Regions from separate parts of the Homo sapiens genome. Here region 1 is linked to region 2. Evidence: chromatin contacts called from ENCODE Hi-C or POLR2A ChIA-PET data. All regions are on one chromosome and are shown on one strand. The core of a region is the stretch at or near the end of the contact, and the rest is flanking DNA. Distances in the headings are between cores, read along the strand shown.

Evidence for each region. Hi-C counts contacts between places; a loop is a spot of excess contacts on that map. ChIA-PET counts read pairs that join two places held with the same protein, here RNA polymerase II (POLR2A). Pooled maps may share reads with other maps.
Region 1: a loop to region 2 is called in a pooled map of right lobe of liver, with 1.9 times the contacts of the local background. The contact joins two enhancer-like sites. A Hi-C loop is called at or near these places in 1 of 50 pooled maps. POLR2A ChIA-PET finds 5 or more read pairs at or near these places in 2 of 52 experiments (CD4-positive, alpha-beta T cell and H1).

Annotation. Positions count from the first base shown.
Region 1 is chr19:5,582,141-5,589,827 of GRCh38, reverse strand. It overlaps SAFB2 (scaffold attachment factor B2), which reads left to right. Exons shown (of 21, transcript NM_014649.3): 19 at 1,848-1,960; 20 at 2,061-2,127; 21 at 2,429-2,829. The coding sequence ends at 2,585. Among named protein-coding and RNA genes, the nearest start is that of TINCR, 18 kb to the right of the region's middle. RefSeq lists enhancers at 50-672, 2,769-3,761, 3,616-3,910, 3,656-3,950, 3,930-3,989. Within about 2 kb of position 3,832, at least 14 of the 41 ENCODE cell types and tissues checked have a DNase peak (open chromatin) inside an H3K27ac peak, as active enhancers do.
Region 2 is chr19:5,075,951-5,083,176 of GRCh38, reverse strand. It overlaps KDM4B (lysine demethylase 4B), which reads right to left. Exons shown (of 23, transcript NM_015015.3): 8 at 5,707-5,810; 9 at 673-810. Among named protein-coding and RNA genes, the nearest start is that of PTPRS-AS1, 98 kb to the left of the region's middle. Within about 2 kb of position 4,730, at least 3 of the 41 ENCODE cell types and tissues checked have a DNase peak (open chromatin) inside an H3K27ac peak, as active enhancers do.

The DNA.
Region 1 (7,687 bases), core at 2,583-5,082, 510 kb before region 2:
TTAGAATCACTTAGGAGGACCCTCCACCCAGGACTCAGGGCTGAGGACACTGGGCCAGGTCCTCCACAGGTGTCCAAAGCCACCTTCACCAGCACTGCAGTGGGGGTGCTGTTCTGAGCCTTGTCAGCATTGGTGGGGGGCAGGGCTTGTCTGGGAGGACTCTGGGTGCCTCTCTAGTTTCTTTGGCCAGCTGCAGTCACCCCTGCCTGTTTGTCCTGTTGCCGTCTGGGCTGGCCGTGAGGAGGCTGGTGGCAGGACTGCTTTGCGGCTGCTGCCCTGCTTTCCTCTGTGAGCCGAGTGTCCTGTCTTGTCTCCAGCCCTGGCCCAGGGCTGCCTCGGACCCTGCCCAGCGCCACAGGGTGGGTTTTGGCCCCCTGTGCTCCCCCGTTCCATCCCTCCCTCCGCGCTGAGAGGCACTTCCAGCTCTGCCAGGGACTTTGACTCGGTGCTGTGCCGAGTGTCCCAGGACACCCGAAGCTTCTCCTGAATCTCTGGGCAGCACAGACGGTGGCAGTGCTCTGATCAGTTGGTGTGAAGTGTTCTCTCCTGTGAGACTTCATTAGCATTCCTGTCCTGTCGCTTGCTGGGTGTTATGGTAAATACCTCGGGAGTGTAAACGGGAAACTCACCCATGGTGAGCAGCGGCTGGGCGCCATCGGGTCACCGAGGGCAGGTTCCACACGGGAGCTTTCCGCTCCCTCCAGGGCGGTATTGCACTTGCCTGGCAGTGCGCGCTGGGGGCTCTGGTGGCCCCTCTCGGGCCTGTGGGCTGGCTCACTTGGCCTGACTGTCACTGCATCCGGCAACCCACAGCAGGCAGGCACTCGTGCAGATGGGTCTGGCTGCTTTCCTGCACGGCCACTGTGACTGCTTGGCCACTTGGGACTCAGGACACTGGACTCGGATTTTCATCTCCCAGAGTTTGTCTGAAACTTTAAACAAATAGCTTTCTTTAAGTATAGTTCACACGACACACACTTCCCGTTTCACGTGTGCAGTCAGTGGAGGTTTGCGTGTACGTGGATCTGTTTAGCCATCCCCACGGCTGATTCTGAAGCATTTTCATCACGTCAAAAGAAACCCTGCCCCTTTTAGCAGCTGCACCCTCCCCCCTGCCCTTGGTAGCCACAGGTCCCTTTCTGGCTCTGGATTTGCCGTCTTGAGTCATTTCTTGGCCTGCGCGGTGTGCCTGCTGGGCCTGGCTTCTCCCTAAGCCTTGGGTATTCAGGGCTCATCTCCACATGCTGCCTGGGCCAGCGCTTCCTTCCTAGTTAGGGCTGAACATTCCATGGTCCAGACACACTACATAGTGTTATCTGCTCATCAGTTCATGGGTGTTGGGGTCCTTCTCCCTTTGGCTGTTAGGAATCCTGCCGCTAGGAACATTCATGCACAGATGTCTTTGGCCATGTTTTCATTTCTGGCAGGTAGGAATGGGTTTGCTGGGTCATGGTAATTCTGCGCTTAACTTTTTGAAGAACCACCAAACTTTTCCACAGTGGCCACACCATTTTACATTTCCACCAGCAGTGGACAAGGGTTCTTCCCTTTCCTCGCACCCTCCACGGTGTGTGTTATTGTGTGATTCTAGCATCCCAGCCAGGGGGAGGTAGCATCTCGGTGTGGCTCGGATTGGCATTTCTGGGTGGCGTTGAGCACCTTCTCACGTGCTTACTAGCACATCTGTCTTTGGGGAAATGTCCCTTCCCTTGATTTGCCCACTTGACATGCAGCCCTTGTTGTGTGGCATGACCCACCATGCAGCTGAGGTCAGGGTGGGTGCGCCTGCTGCCGACACAACCCTGGAGGCTCATTAGATGGCTGCATGTCTTTTTCTTTTGGCAAAGGGGTGGCCGTGACTGGGGAGAGCACAACCAGCGGCTAGAGGAGCACCAGGCACGCGCCTGGCAGGGTGCCATGGACGCAGGCGCGGCTAGCCGGGAGCACGCCAGGTGGCAAGGTACGGGGCTGGCTCCAGGGACGAGGGTGGCTGTGGCCCCCACATGTGTCCAGGGGCTTCCCCAGGAACGGAGTGTTTGCAGACCCTTCTTCTCTTCTAGGTGGCGAGAGGGGCCTGTCTGGGCCCTCGGGGCCGGGGCACATGGCAAGCCGCGGTGGAGTGGCGGGGTAAGGTGTGTCGTCCGTGGAGGACGGTGGTTCACTCCTGCTCCTCACTTCCTCTCCCTTTTTTGCATGTTTGATCAGCTGGCTGGGTTGGATGTTATGAAAACAAAGCAAAAAGCAGCTCTTTGCAATTTATGCAAATAACGCTCTTGAGTTACCTGGAATACAATGTGCGATGATGATTTTTCTCACCTGGAAAAAAAACCCAAGCGCTCTAAAGGCTGCGGGACCGTTACTGAACCCATGTTACGATGAAAACGCTGAGCACTTCAAGGGGAAAAAAATTGTCTGACTTTGTTCCTAGGCGAGGCGGCTTTGCACAAGGTGGACATTCCCAGGGCCACGTGGTGCCAGGTGGCGGACTGGAAGGTGGCGGAGTGGCCAGCCAGGACCGGGGCAGCAGAGTCCCTCACCCACACCCTCATCCCCCCCCGTACCCCCACTTCACCCGCCGCTACTAAGTCCCACTCGCTGCGAGTTTTCGGGTGGGCAGACGCACTGTTGAATCTGGTAGCCAGGGTTCCCTCGAACTTGGGGGATCTTTTTAAAAGCAAAGTAAATCCTGCCACCATGTTGTAGCTCAATACAATGTGAACTCACTTTTTTTTTTTTTTTAAATAAATGTGTTCTTGTTCTGCCATTTTTAAATCAAGGTTTCTGTTAACGAGGCATTCCATTTTCCATTAATAAAGTTTACCATTCGCAGTCTTGCGTGCGCGTGCACATGCGTGAGTCCTGGTGGCCGTAGAGCTCGGGATGGGACCAACCCTGGGCGCAGTGGTGTGACCACATGGTGACTGTTGGCTCTGCCAGGTGCTGCCAAAGTCTTTTGCCTGCATCATCCTGCTGAGTTGTCATAACCACCTCAGGAAGTGGGCTGTCCGGGTTCCCATCATGGGATGAAACTGAGGCTGGGGAGTCAGCCCATGGGAACTAGGAATTCTTCAGGGGGTGCTGTGCACCATAGGGCCCTCAGACCAATCCCTTTACCCCGAGCCTGTCTCTGCGTGGGTAGTGGTGAGGGCGTGCCAGGCCCTGGGGAGCCCTCCCCCTGCCACCTCAGTCTGGGGCTGTGTCCCATGCTGGTGTGTGGTGGGCTCTGTCAGGGAGGGTCCGTGTGTGGTGGGCCCGCCCCTCCCCTGGCTGCCAAGTGTGTCCTGCTCAGTGTCTGCTGCCAGCAGCTGGTTAGGAGTGGGATGGCGCTGACTCGGTGATGGGCCCACGTGGTAGAACTGGTCCCTCCGTTCTTCTGGAAATGTCCATTTGTCTGCAAAAGTGCATTTGAGTGTGATGCCCATTTTCTTCCTTAAAGACTGTGCCAGATGAGGCACTTCGCTGGCCGGGGTAGCCCGCAGGCTGCCGGCCCATGCGCGCAGCCCTCCGTGCCAGGGCCCTCCAGGGGCCGGCCACTGTGAGGCACAGCTGTTCTGTTCAGAACTGCTGGTGCATGAGCGGAGCTGGTGCTGGCCAGGGGTAGGGGCTGCAGGCATCTTGGGGCAGAGGATGGTGCATGGGGTTGGCCTAGTGCCCTCTCGGCGGGAGGGGCAGCCCAGCCCGGTGTGGTGTGGTGAGAGTTAACTGGCAGGGCCACCTGCTGGGGACCTCTTTTCCTCCCCTCCGTATCTAGGACAGCCACCCGCAGGCCCCTCCTCCAACTGCCGGTTCTGCTGGAGTTCCCCCCGCCCCCGCTGGGAAGTTAAGTTTTTAAAAAGCCATGTTAAAATCCAGCCCAGCTTGCCACAGACACCAGAGCATGAAAGGCAGGTTGGCCCTGGCCCTCGGCGTCCTGTCTGGGCCTGAGCTGCCGTGAACGCATTCCGGAGCCTCCCCCACGGTGGCGGCTTCTGGAGTCATTTTCCAGTGGCAGGTGGACTGGGCGCCACGCCGCCTCTGTGTTGCACATGGGGTCTTCGCGGCTTGCCTGTCTCCCCGACGAGCCAGAGTCTAGAAATTGGGGTTGAGAGCTTCCCTGTTGGGCAATAAAAGGCAGGCTTAGCCTGCGTTGAGGAGGCAGCCTGGGATTGGGAGCAGGCCCTGTTTTCAGACCTCGGTGTCTCAGATGTCACGGAGCACCCCTTCCTGGAGGTGGGTGTGGCCTCCTGAACTATGAAGCAGGGGCTCAACCACTGCCAGGCTGCTCTATGGGAGCTGGAAAGGGAACCAGTCCCACTGGACATCCTATGGGGGCAGAAGAGCCCTGCCCTTTCCAACGAGCCGGGCCTGGAACCAGCTCTGTTCCACGCAGAAACAAAGCACTCGAGTTACCAGGACGGCTGTCACAAAGCACCATAGACTGCCTAAGGAAGCTCATTGGCTCTCAGTTCTTGAGGCCAGGAGTCTGAGATCTGGGTGTGGGCAGGGCTGTGTCCTTCCCAGGCTCCGTCCTGAGCCTCCTGGCTTCTGACAGCTGCCGAGCACCTCTGGGCATTCCTTGGTTTGTAAAAACATTGCCCAGTCTCGGCCTCCATCCTCATCATGTGGCCTTCTTCCTGCAAGCGTGTTTGTGTCCTGGTTCCCCCCCCCCTCCTTTTTTTTTTTTTTTTTTTTTGGAGACAGTCTCACTCTGTCACTGCTGGAGTGCAGTGGCGAGGATCTGGGCTCACTGCAGCCTCCGCTTCCCAGGTTCAAACGATTCTCCTGCCTCAGCCTCCCAAGTAGCTGGGATTACAGGTGCCTGCCACCACGCCCAGCTAATTTTTGTATTTTTAGTAGAGACGGGGTTCCACCATGTTGGCCAGGCTGGTCTCGAACTCCTGACCTCAAGTGATCCGCCCACCTCGGCCTCCCAAAGTGCTGGGATTACAGGCGTGAGCCACCGCGCCTGGCCTGTTTCTTTAATAATTGAGCATAGGTACGTTATATTAACTCAACTTTTATTTCAAGAGAGAAAAGGTGGGTGGAACAAAATACGTGTTATGAAAAGGAGATGCTGATGGACGTGTGGGTGGTTCCCCCCTTTGGGCAGTTGTGTGTGAATCACGCTGCCGTGAGCATTTATGGATATGTATGTGTTTGAACACCTGTTTTCCATTCTCCTGTGTATATACCTGGGACTGGGATTGCTGGGTCCTATGCTGACTTTGTAACTCCCTGTGTTTTATTTCTGGAAGTATAGCCAGACTTTTCCACAGTGGTGGTACCATTATACATTCCTACTAGCACTATATGAAGATTCCAATTCCCCTTTTTTACGAGACAGGGTCTCGCTGTGTCTCCCAGGCTGGAATGCAGTGGCGCGATCATAGCTCACTGCAGCCTCGAACTCCAGAGCTCAAGCCATCCTCCCACCTTGGCCTCCCAAGTTGCTAGGTCTACAGGCATGAGCCACCATGCCTGGCCTTGGTATACCATTTGGTGGTGAATTTTGTTATGTATCATTTCCCATCGTTTTAAAGACATTTTTAAAGGGGAGGGGGAGCTGTGGGGGCATCACGGGAATGAGAGCCACTGGGGCAGAAACAGGGAGCTTCTTGAGAGCAAGTTTAGGAGCCAACTGCCTGGCACCCAGCCTTCTCACTACCTGCCTGCCCACGGGCAGGTCATTACTGTCTGCTTTAGCTGCTTTAACTGGAAGGAGGGAGTAATCATTGTAGTTGCCATATGGGATCTTTACAAAGATTAGTTAATCCACATAAAAAGCTTGGCATACAGTAAATGCTTAATACATGTTGGCAGGCCCTGGGGAGCCCTACAGGAATAGAGCCTCGGGTGCTCATGTTTCACAGGGGCCCTGGCGAAATGCAATGCCAGAGGTCTGGAGGGGGTCCCGGTGAGGAAATGACCAGCTCCAGCCATACAGAAAGAAAACAGCAGAATCAGAATTAAGACCTTATGGCCTGGCGCGGTGGCTCATGCCTCGAATCCCAGCACTTCTGGAGGCTGAGGCGGGTAGGTCACCTGTGGTCAGGAGTTCGAGACCAGCCTGGCCAACATGGGGAAACCCCCATTTCTACTAAAAATACAAATATTAGCCAGGCATGGTGGTGGGTGCCTGTAATCCCAGCTACTCGAGAGGCTGAGGCAGGAGACTTCTTGAACCCTGGGGGGCGGAGGTTGCAGTGAGCCGAGATCGCGCCACTTCACTCTAGTCCCGGGTGAAAGAGCGAAACTCCATCTCAAAAAAAAAAAAAAAAGAAAGAAAAAGTAGAATTAAGACCTTACGAAATGTCTCCACAGCTACAAAATGTGTCAACTTCACCAATTGCTAAATTTTGTATTCATAAAGATTTCATTACATTTCAAAACAGCTCCTAGGTTAGATTTTCTTATTCCCAAGGAACTCCCAAGCCTCCACGATGATTGCCAGTCTCAAATTGCATGCATGACTCCTAGTCACATAATTTCAAAGGCAAAGTTAGAACAGGGCCTTTTGATTCCAAAAAAACCCAACAACCATAAAGTCGACGTTTAACGGGGATGCCGTGCCTTTTAACAGGTTTGCCGGATTGAGGGGCAGGGCTTCCTTGAGTCCCAGTGACCCACGGGAGAGGTGAGGCTGTTCCTACCTGGTCATACGATGGTGACAAATCAGGGTTCGGATTCTGCTCTCACTGCTGGGTGGGTTCAGACCTCAGCCCTTCAGCCATTTCTTTGGTCAGCTGGGTGGACTAGGAGAGCTTTTCTCTTTGTTTTTTGAGATGAAGCCGTGCCGTGTTGCCCAGGCTGGAGTGCAGTGGCACAATCTTGGCTCACTGCAACCTCCGCTTCCCGGGTTCAAGCGATTCTCCTGCTTCAGCCTCCCAAGTAGCTGGGATTACAGGTACCTGCCACCATGCCTGGCTAGTTTTTGTATTTTTAGTAGAGATGGGGTTTCCCCATGTTGGCCAAGCTGGTCTCAAACTCGTGGCCTCGGGTGATTCTCCTGCCTTGGCTTCCCAAAGTGCTGGGATGACAGGCATGAGCCACCACACCCAGCCACGAATTCCTTCACCTTAATCACATCTGCAAGGTCCCTTTGTCTTGGAGACCAATGTGTTCATAGGTCCCAGGGATTAGGACGTGGGCATCCTTGTCCGTCACCCTGGTGTACAACAGAATCCACTTTGGGAAGCACCTGATGTGCTTACCAGTCAAGCAAGTTAGACATCTCTAGTCCCCCTGGCCAGCCACCAATTTATATGAGGACACCTACGGACGCCACACAACATCACCAAACCCAGACATAGCCCAGTGCAGCTCCCTGGGAAACTGGAGTCAATTCCTGGGAAAGTCAAGCGCAGAAGAAGGTTCTGAGCCCGAGGGAGGCTGAGACCCGCCCAGAGGTAGCGAGCCATGGAGCTGAGGCTGCAGCCCGAGGTCCCTTCTCCTCAGCCTCCCCGGTTGTCAGGGCACCCCGTGCCGCGGTCACACGGTGGTGAAGGGATAGGTGTTTGGGGCACCAGTGAGCAAGCTGCGTACGTGAGTGTGTACATAATTTTGCACATGCGCTTGGCCTTTAGAGTTGACCCCAAGGATAACTCTACATGTCCTACAGTGCTTCCAGAGACAGCAATACTGGGCCAGAAACTGCCCCTAAATTACTCCCGGGAGCACCAAGAGCCGCTTCTCCGTACTCCTCAAATCC
Region 2 (7,226 bases), core at 3,481-5,980:
TTCAGACGCCAATTGCTGGCCAATAATCGGCCTTCTGAGACCAGGAACGAGAATCACCAGAAAAAAATCAAGCAAGGGCCACTCACTGTGAGTCTTCCCACGGGCATGCTAAGCTCACCGTGACCTCCAGGGACCCCACCAGCAGGAAGCACCCAGGCACTGGGAGCTGGGGGACTGCCACTGACAGGGGAGCAGGGAGGGAGGGGGGCAGATGCCTGAGTGGGCTCCTGCCTGGCCAAGCGGCCCCCAGGAGAGAGATGTCAGCAAACAACCCAACCCCAGGACCATGATGGCCAGGAGATGCCCAGGAGCCAGCCAGCAGGGGGGACAATGGTGCTGGTGGAGGAAACACCCCAACCCCTAGACCCGAGCAGCCGGCCATGCCCAGGAGGCCCACGCAGGCCGAGGGATAACTGGTGTATGGAACTCGCTGGAGATGGGCCCTGGGCCACCATCGTCCACCCGACCTGCCCACCTCCTCTCCAGTCTTCGAGGTAAGGAGCGTTCTGGGCAAAAGCTCTCTGAGGAGCCCAGAATCAGACCCTGGTTGAGAGCCCAGGCCCTGGGCTGAGCGAAACGGCTGCTGGACCAGCTATGGGCGTGTGGCTGCAGAGGCAAAAAAGAGCCTCCTCCCGCCCTGCTGGGACCCGTTCCCAGCAGGCAAGCTTTTACCTGAGTGGCCACTTTGCCGTAGTCAATCCACCGCAGGGTGGCGAAGTTGGTAGATTCTGCGCAGTTGAACCCGTGATTGAAGCCGGCGTGGTAGCCGTAGGGAAATGTGATCATGAATTCCCCGGCCTCCTGCGTGATCTGCAGAGGGAAAGGAGACAGGTGAGGGCAGGGCCACCAGAGGCGCACCAGGGGATGGGACGTGGGCACTTCCCAGCAAGTGCCAGGGAGCCTGGCTTATGAGCCAAGGGGGTTTCACAAAGTCAAAGGTGATCCAGCGGCTCCAGGGGCTCCAGGGCTCCAGCCCATTTCCCACGCGGCTCATGAAGGACATAGTGAGCAGCCGCAGCCACAGCTCTGCAACCTCCACTCGGCTCAGCCGGGCCCCTCCAGCCCCAGCAGCCCCTGCCCTGCCCCAAGGCGGCCGTCAGCATCACCCCAGTGGGAGAACCGCAGATGGAGCCGTGGCTGGACACAATGCCCGTGGGGGTGTCTCCAGCCGGACCTTCATGGGGAGCGATGGGGGCCTCCTGCTTTGGAGGTGGCTGAGTCACACTCACAGTCACTGTGACATGTCCTGAAGCAGCTGGGGCTGGTTTCGGGGCGGGTGGTGCTGACAGCAGCTTTAGAGTGCTCTGAAGACAAGACACTGCACGCGCTCAGGACACCTTCTGCCCTCGCATGAGAAAGGAACCACCACTGCACGCGCAAAACACGCCAGGAAGGGGCCTGCGACACGCCGCCATCCCAAGCCATCTTTCAATTGTATCTCAACAAGGGGATCTCCATGAAGTCATGGAGATCCAGAAATATCTGCACACCGGGGGCATGACCTGACACCACAGATCAGCACCCTGGAGAGCGGGCCAATGCTTCCAGACCCAGGTCCAATTCGGATGTTCGGCCCATTCGACTTTGCAGGTCTCTGAAGCAGGACCCCCTAAACTGAGGAGCCGAGGCGTGCGTGGCTGGGGTGGGGCCCACAATGACCCCAGACCCAAGGTTTCCCAACAGCCACCCCAAGGTCTGGAAGAAAAGGCAGGGCTGCCTACCAGGGCTGGGGGGCTACAGCCTTGTGCCCTAGGAACCCTCCCCACTCTGGGGACACTCGAGATGGCCACACTGACCCCCACTCCCTGCTCACTGCTAAGCCCGTTGATAAAGCCTTTGAAAGACGACCATCCAGAAAGATCAACAACAAATTTGGAGTGATGGCTCCCACCTGCTGCACCCCGGGGCTCAGGCCAAGGGCTTCTAGGAGGTGGGGCTGTGGGCCCAATCCACAGACGTGGAAACTGAGGCTCATGAACTAGAATCCTTGAAGTCAAGTGGGCTCCTCATCTTTATTTAACATCCAGTAAAACGCAGGGATCACAGGCTGCTCGGAGTTCTGGGCGTAACCACTGATCCAGACAGGAACAAAACATGCCGGGCCCCCAGGCACCCCTCCTACCAGCCCTCTACCAGGCCATCCCCACCGAACCACGCACGCGCTCTCAGTCACCACAGACCTCGTTCCCTCCTAGTGGTTCACATGAATGGCGTTGTACGGCAGGGACACGTGCCTGTTGTCTTCCACCTGGCGTGCGTTTCTGAGATTTGTTCCCACTGTCCTGTGCACCAGGCGACCGCTCCTTTTCATTTCTAAACAGTACTCGGTTGCGCGTGGATCTATGGTTATTTATTTATCTATCCTCCTGTTGATGGACGTGCGGGCTGTTTCCAGTTTGGGGCTCTCGTGAAGAAAACTGCTAAGAACACTTATGTACCAATCTTTCTGGAGACATATGTTTTCATTTCTCCTGAGTAAATATGCACAGAGTGGCATCGCTGGGGCACAGGGTACATGCTTCCGTTTCCAAGAAAATGCCGAACGGTTTTCCATGGCCATGGCACCGCCCTGCATCCACCCCGGCTGGGAGCAGCGTGCAGCTGCGCCCTCCTCACTGGCATCTGGTGGCGGTGTTCTGACGTGGCCGTCCTGGGGCTGGCGGTGTCTCCCAGCTGGCTGCCTCTGACTTCTACCGATGCTGGGCACTGAACCATGGCTTTCGTTCCTGCAGCTCCTTCGTAACGCGTCTGCTCAAGCCCCTCACGCCGAATTCATCGGGCCATTTGTTTTCTTATCTCTGATTTGTAGGAGTTCTCAGGCCTGCTGATCATTATATATTCCCCCAGAAAGATGAGCAGAGATTGCTGGATACACTGAAGTCGCCAATAAGCCATCAGAACTGGTGAGGCTTTCAGAAGCCAGCCACGGCGTCAGACATCAATCAAAACTGACACAGCTTGGAAAAATGCCAGTCCTTAAGAACACTGTGATATTTTTCTTTTCAAATAATTAATTGCACCAATCAAGGGAAGTCAGTGTGCATTAAGTTATATTTTTAAATTCCCATTCAAGTGACAGCCACGTGCAGCAGAACGAGCACGCGGCAGAAAATAGGGGTGGGGGGGGAACACACGTGGCCCCAGGGCCTGGCCCCCGCCGTGCAGGACATGGGGTCCCCAAGGGCTGGCCCTCACTGTGCAGGACGTGGGGTTCTCTGGGCCAGCTTCTCCCCACTACGCTGGGAGCTCCGTGAAATGAGGGGCAAATAAAATTAAGGTTTGGGGCTTTTTAAAAAAAAACCTAATTACTGGGCCGGGCATGGTGCTCACACCTGTAATCCCAGCATTTTGGGAGGCCAAGACAAGAGAAACACTTATGCCCAGGAGCTTGAGACCAGCCTGGACAACAGAGTGAGACCCCATCTCTAGAAAAAAAGAAAAGTTAAGAAAGTAAAGTAAATGCCATTACTGATTCCTTTATCCTATTTGAGCCGGCTTCGGAAAGGCTTTTCCCTGACCACCTGCTCTAAGGCCAAGTGACGGCTCCCTGTCTCTCCCCTGGAGAACCAGGCCTGCAGGCATGCGTCAGGCAGACATCAGACTCAGAGCCTTCAGGGATCCAGCTGGGCCCCCGGAATGCCAAGATTGAATGGGGGTGATGGCAGCAGAGAGCCAAGCTCTCACAGTGTAAGGACCTCACTCCCCCAGCCCTCCTATGAACCAAGGCCTAGAAGAGAAAATGTGCTCGGTTAGGACAAGAAGATTATGTTCCTGCGAGAAAACCTGCATCCTGGTGGCTTCGTTCCACACTCACGGTGTCTGTCCCCTGTGTCACTGCTGTCAACATTATCCAACAATCAATTAGAAGGCGTTGGGATGATGAATAGGCTTTGCGGCAAAGTCATCAGTGGTGACAGGACGCGGCCCCAGACACCAGGCACGGAGAAAGCCCGGAACTCGGTTTCCTCTGCGAGCTCTTGCAGAATAAATGAGGGAGTCAATGGCAGATTACAGAAGTACACACTTTTAATTATTAAAAAGCTCTGCTATTGATCGGCTTTTTCTCCTAGAAGTAAATACCATTACAAAGATTTATAAGGGGAGTGTGGGGAGTCACTTGTTTGAAGGCTGCCAGGAATTCAGATGAGGGGACCCACGCTGCTGTCTGGAAGGGACGTTCATCTCAAGCCCATGGCGTCTGAGAGGCTGAAGGACGGTCCCCAGGCCGGGCGGCACAGGGTGCTGTTCGCTGCAGTGGGACAGGGGCCTTCACTGTGGCAGCCTCTGGAGAAACTGGCGCCCGGCCCCAGCAACCAGCTGGCGGTGTTGGGGAGCGCAGCCGTACTGCCTGGACCCCGCCTGCTACCATGCATGGTGCCAGCAGCCGCTCTGAGGCTGGTGGTGAGCCACCTTTGGCTCAGGTTCAGGAACTTTACAGATAAACTGCAGTGCGATACAGATGCTGACCTGGGAGTCCAGGCCACTCACTGCCTGCCCACCCCTTCGATGGGCACCCCCCTCCAGGAAGCACCACTTTGGAGAAGGTTTTAGACAAACCAGCCAGAAAATCAGTACTTCTCACTTCCCTGAGCAATGCCGTGATCTGTCTGGTTTTGCTGGTACTGAATGATGTTCCAACCAGAAGACGGGGGAGAAGAGGAAAGGCCGGAAATGCGCACTTCTCCGAGCGAGATCTGTGCTGTCTGATGAATGCCTGCAGCGGCTGGGAGGCGGCCTCTGGGTTGCAGCCCCGCCAGGAAGAGCGGATCCCCGATGTGTGAGCTGATGCTTTGGCGGTTTGATTGAAATGTCACAAGCAATTTCCGGCTGGCTGACACTCAGGGCCTCACCACAGAGCACGCTCCCGAGCCTGCACATCACTCTTCCCGTGGAACCTCATGAGCTGGGCTGCGGCCCAGACCTGCCTTGCAGGTTCTTGGCACGTGCCTCTCACCTGGACAGAGCTGGGGACACAGGCCTAGACTCTCCCATGGACAAAGGCTTCTCCATGGGGAAGGAACTGCCTCGAGTGGGTGCAGTTGCTGAGCTGGACCCTGAGCACAGCCTGCTCTGCTCCTGGGACACCAAACCCCAGCTGTCCATCAAATCAGGTGTAGGGAGGCCCCACCCCCCGGCCTCAGGTCTCCTCCATCACAGCCTCCACCAGCAGCCCCTGAAGCAGTGAACTGAATGAGTTCACAGTCTTCACGGTGCAGGAGAGCCCGAAATGTCACTTCTAAACAGGCAGTTCTCTCCACGGCCGGGTGACATGGGCCGTGGGGGTGCCTGAGACTTAGGGTGTGGCCTGGGGCGGTAGGAACCAGGTTCCCACCTTGCACGGGACGAGGGGCCCTGCCCTCTGTTTCTTTGGCAGCTTCCTGCCAGGTCAGCAGGGCCTGCCCCTGCCCTTCCACCCCTGCAGCCCCTGCGGAGGGGCCTCTGATGGCCACACCCAGGAGGAAGTTTTGGTTTGGTTTGGGAGGGGAGGTTAACACCCCGCCAGATTCAAGCTCTGCCATCTTCGCTTCCCCGTGGAAGAGCTGGAGGCTAACTGCTGAGCCATGCGGCCCTCCTCTGGCATGCTAATCACTGTTCTAGAAACTTCTCCAGGGTTAAACAGCTTATCTCCTGGGGTATGTGCGGCCACCTGGGCTTGGACCCGGTACCCACTTCACCCACAGGCGTGCAGGCCCCACCCGTACGCACCCGGCTGAAGGGGATCCCGTACTTCTTCAGGATGATGGGCGAGATGAGGGTCATCTTATGCCGCAGGAAGGCGTCGCAGCCCTGCGAGCTCCCGGGGAAGAAGCCTAGGGCCGAAAAGACAGACGTCAGTCTCCTGGGCCACAGCCGGCCGGGGTCAGCGAGGATGCTGCCCTCTGGGCAGGCTGGCTCTTTCCTCCCATGGAGAGCGGGCGTGTGGGAGCACAGAGCACGGCCCAGATCTGCCCTTGGTTCTCAGGGCCCCAGTGCCTGCAGGTCGGGGGGAAGGAGATGCGCAGGAGCCGCCCCATAGTGCCCTGCTGTGAGCTCTGCAGGTGGCAGACAGTGGTGACACCCTCTGGCCTCTGCGCAGTGACCATGTGAGCAGATGCCTGGTCTCGTCTCTGCCCAGCAGCAGGGGCAGCCAAGGGCCTCCTCACCAGGGGAAGGACCAGGGTTACTTGTGTGACAAGGTGCCCACCCATGGCATACACTTGGGTCCCTCACAGGGCACGGCTATGCAGAGACTTCTCCTCCGACCTCCCCAGACAAAATCCACCAGACCACAGCCCACACAGTCGCTCGGTCAATGAGAGAGCACGATCCTGGGGAGAGGACACGGTGTGGCCGCTCTCGTCACTCGGTCAACGAGACAACATGACCCTGGGGAAAGGACGCAGCGTGGCCGCTCTCGTCACTCGGTCAACGAGACAACACGACCCTGGGGAAAGGACACAGGGTGGCCGCCCTCGTCACTCGGTCAACGAGAGAGCACAACCCTGGGGAAAGGACGCAGTGTGGCCGCTCTCATCACTCATTCAACGAGAGAGCACGACCCTGGGGAAAGGATGCAGTGTGGCCGCTCTCGTCACTCGGTCAACGAGAGAGCACAACCCTGGGGAAAGGACGCAGTGTGGCCGCTCTCATCACTCGGTCAACGAGAGAGCACGACCCTGGGGAAAGGATGCAGTGTGGCCGCTCTCGTCACTCAGTCAACGAGAGAGCACGACCCTGGGGAAAGGACGCAGTGTGGCCGCTCTCGTCACTCAGTCAACGAGAGAGCACGACCCTGGGGAAAGGATGCAGTGTGGCCGCTCTCGTCACTCAGTCAACGAGAGAGCACGACCCTGGGGAAAGGATGCAGTGTGGCCGCTCTCGTCACTCAGTCAACGAGAGAGCACGACCCTGGGGAAAGGATGCAGTGTGGCCGCTCTCGTCACTCGGTCAACGAGAGAGCACGACCCTGGGGAAAGGACGCAGTGTGGCCGCTCTCGTCACTCGGTCAACGAGAGAGCACGACCCTGGGGAAAGGATGCAGTGTGGCCGCTCTCGTCACTCGGTCAACGAGAGAGCACGACCCTGGGGAAAGGACGCAGTGTGGCCGCTCTCGTCACTCAGTCAACGAGAGAGCACGACCCTGGGGAAAGGACGCAGTGTGGCCGCTCTCCTCTCGGAGCTGATGTTCTAGAACCAGACCAGCCAGGGACGGTGAGGAGTTAGCAGTGCTGCCTCCCCCTTGGGCA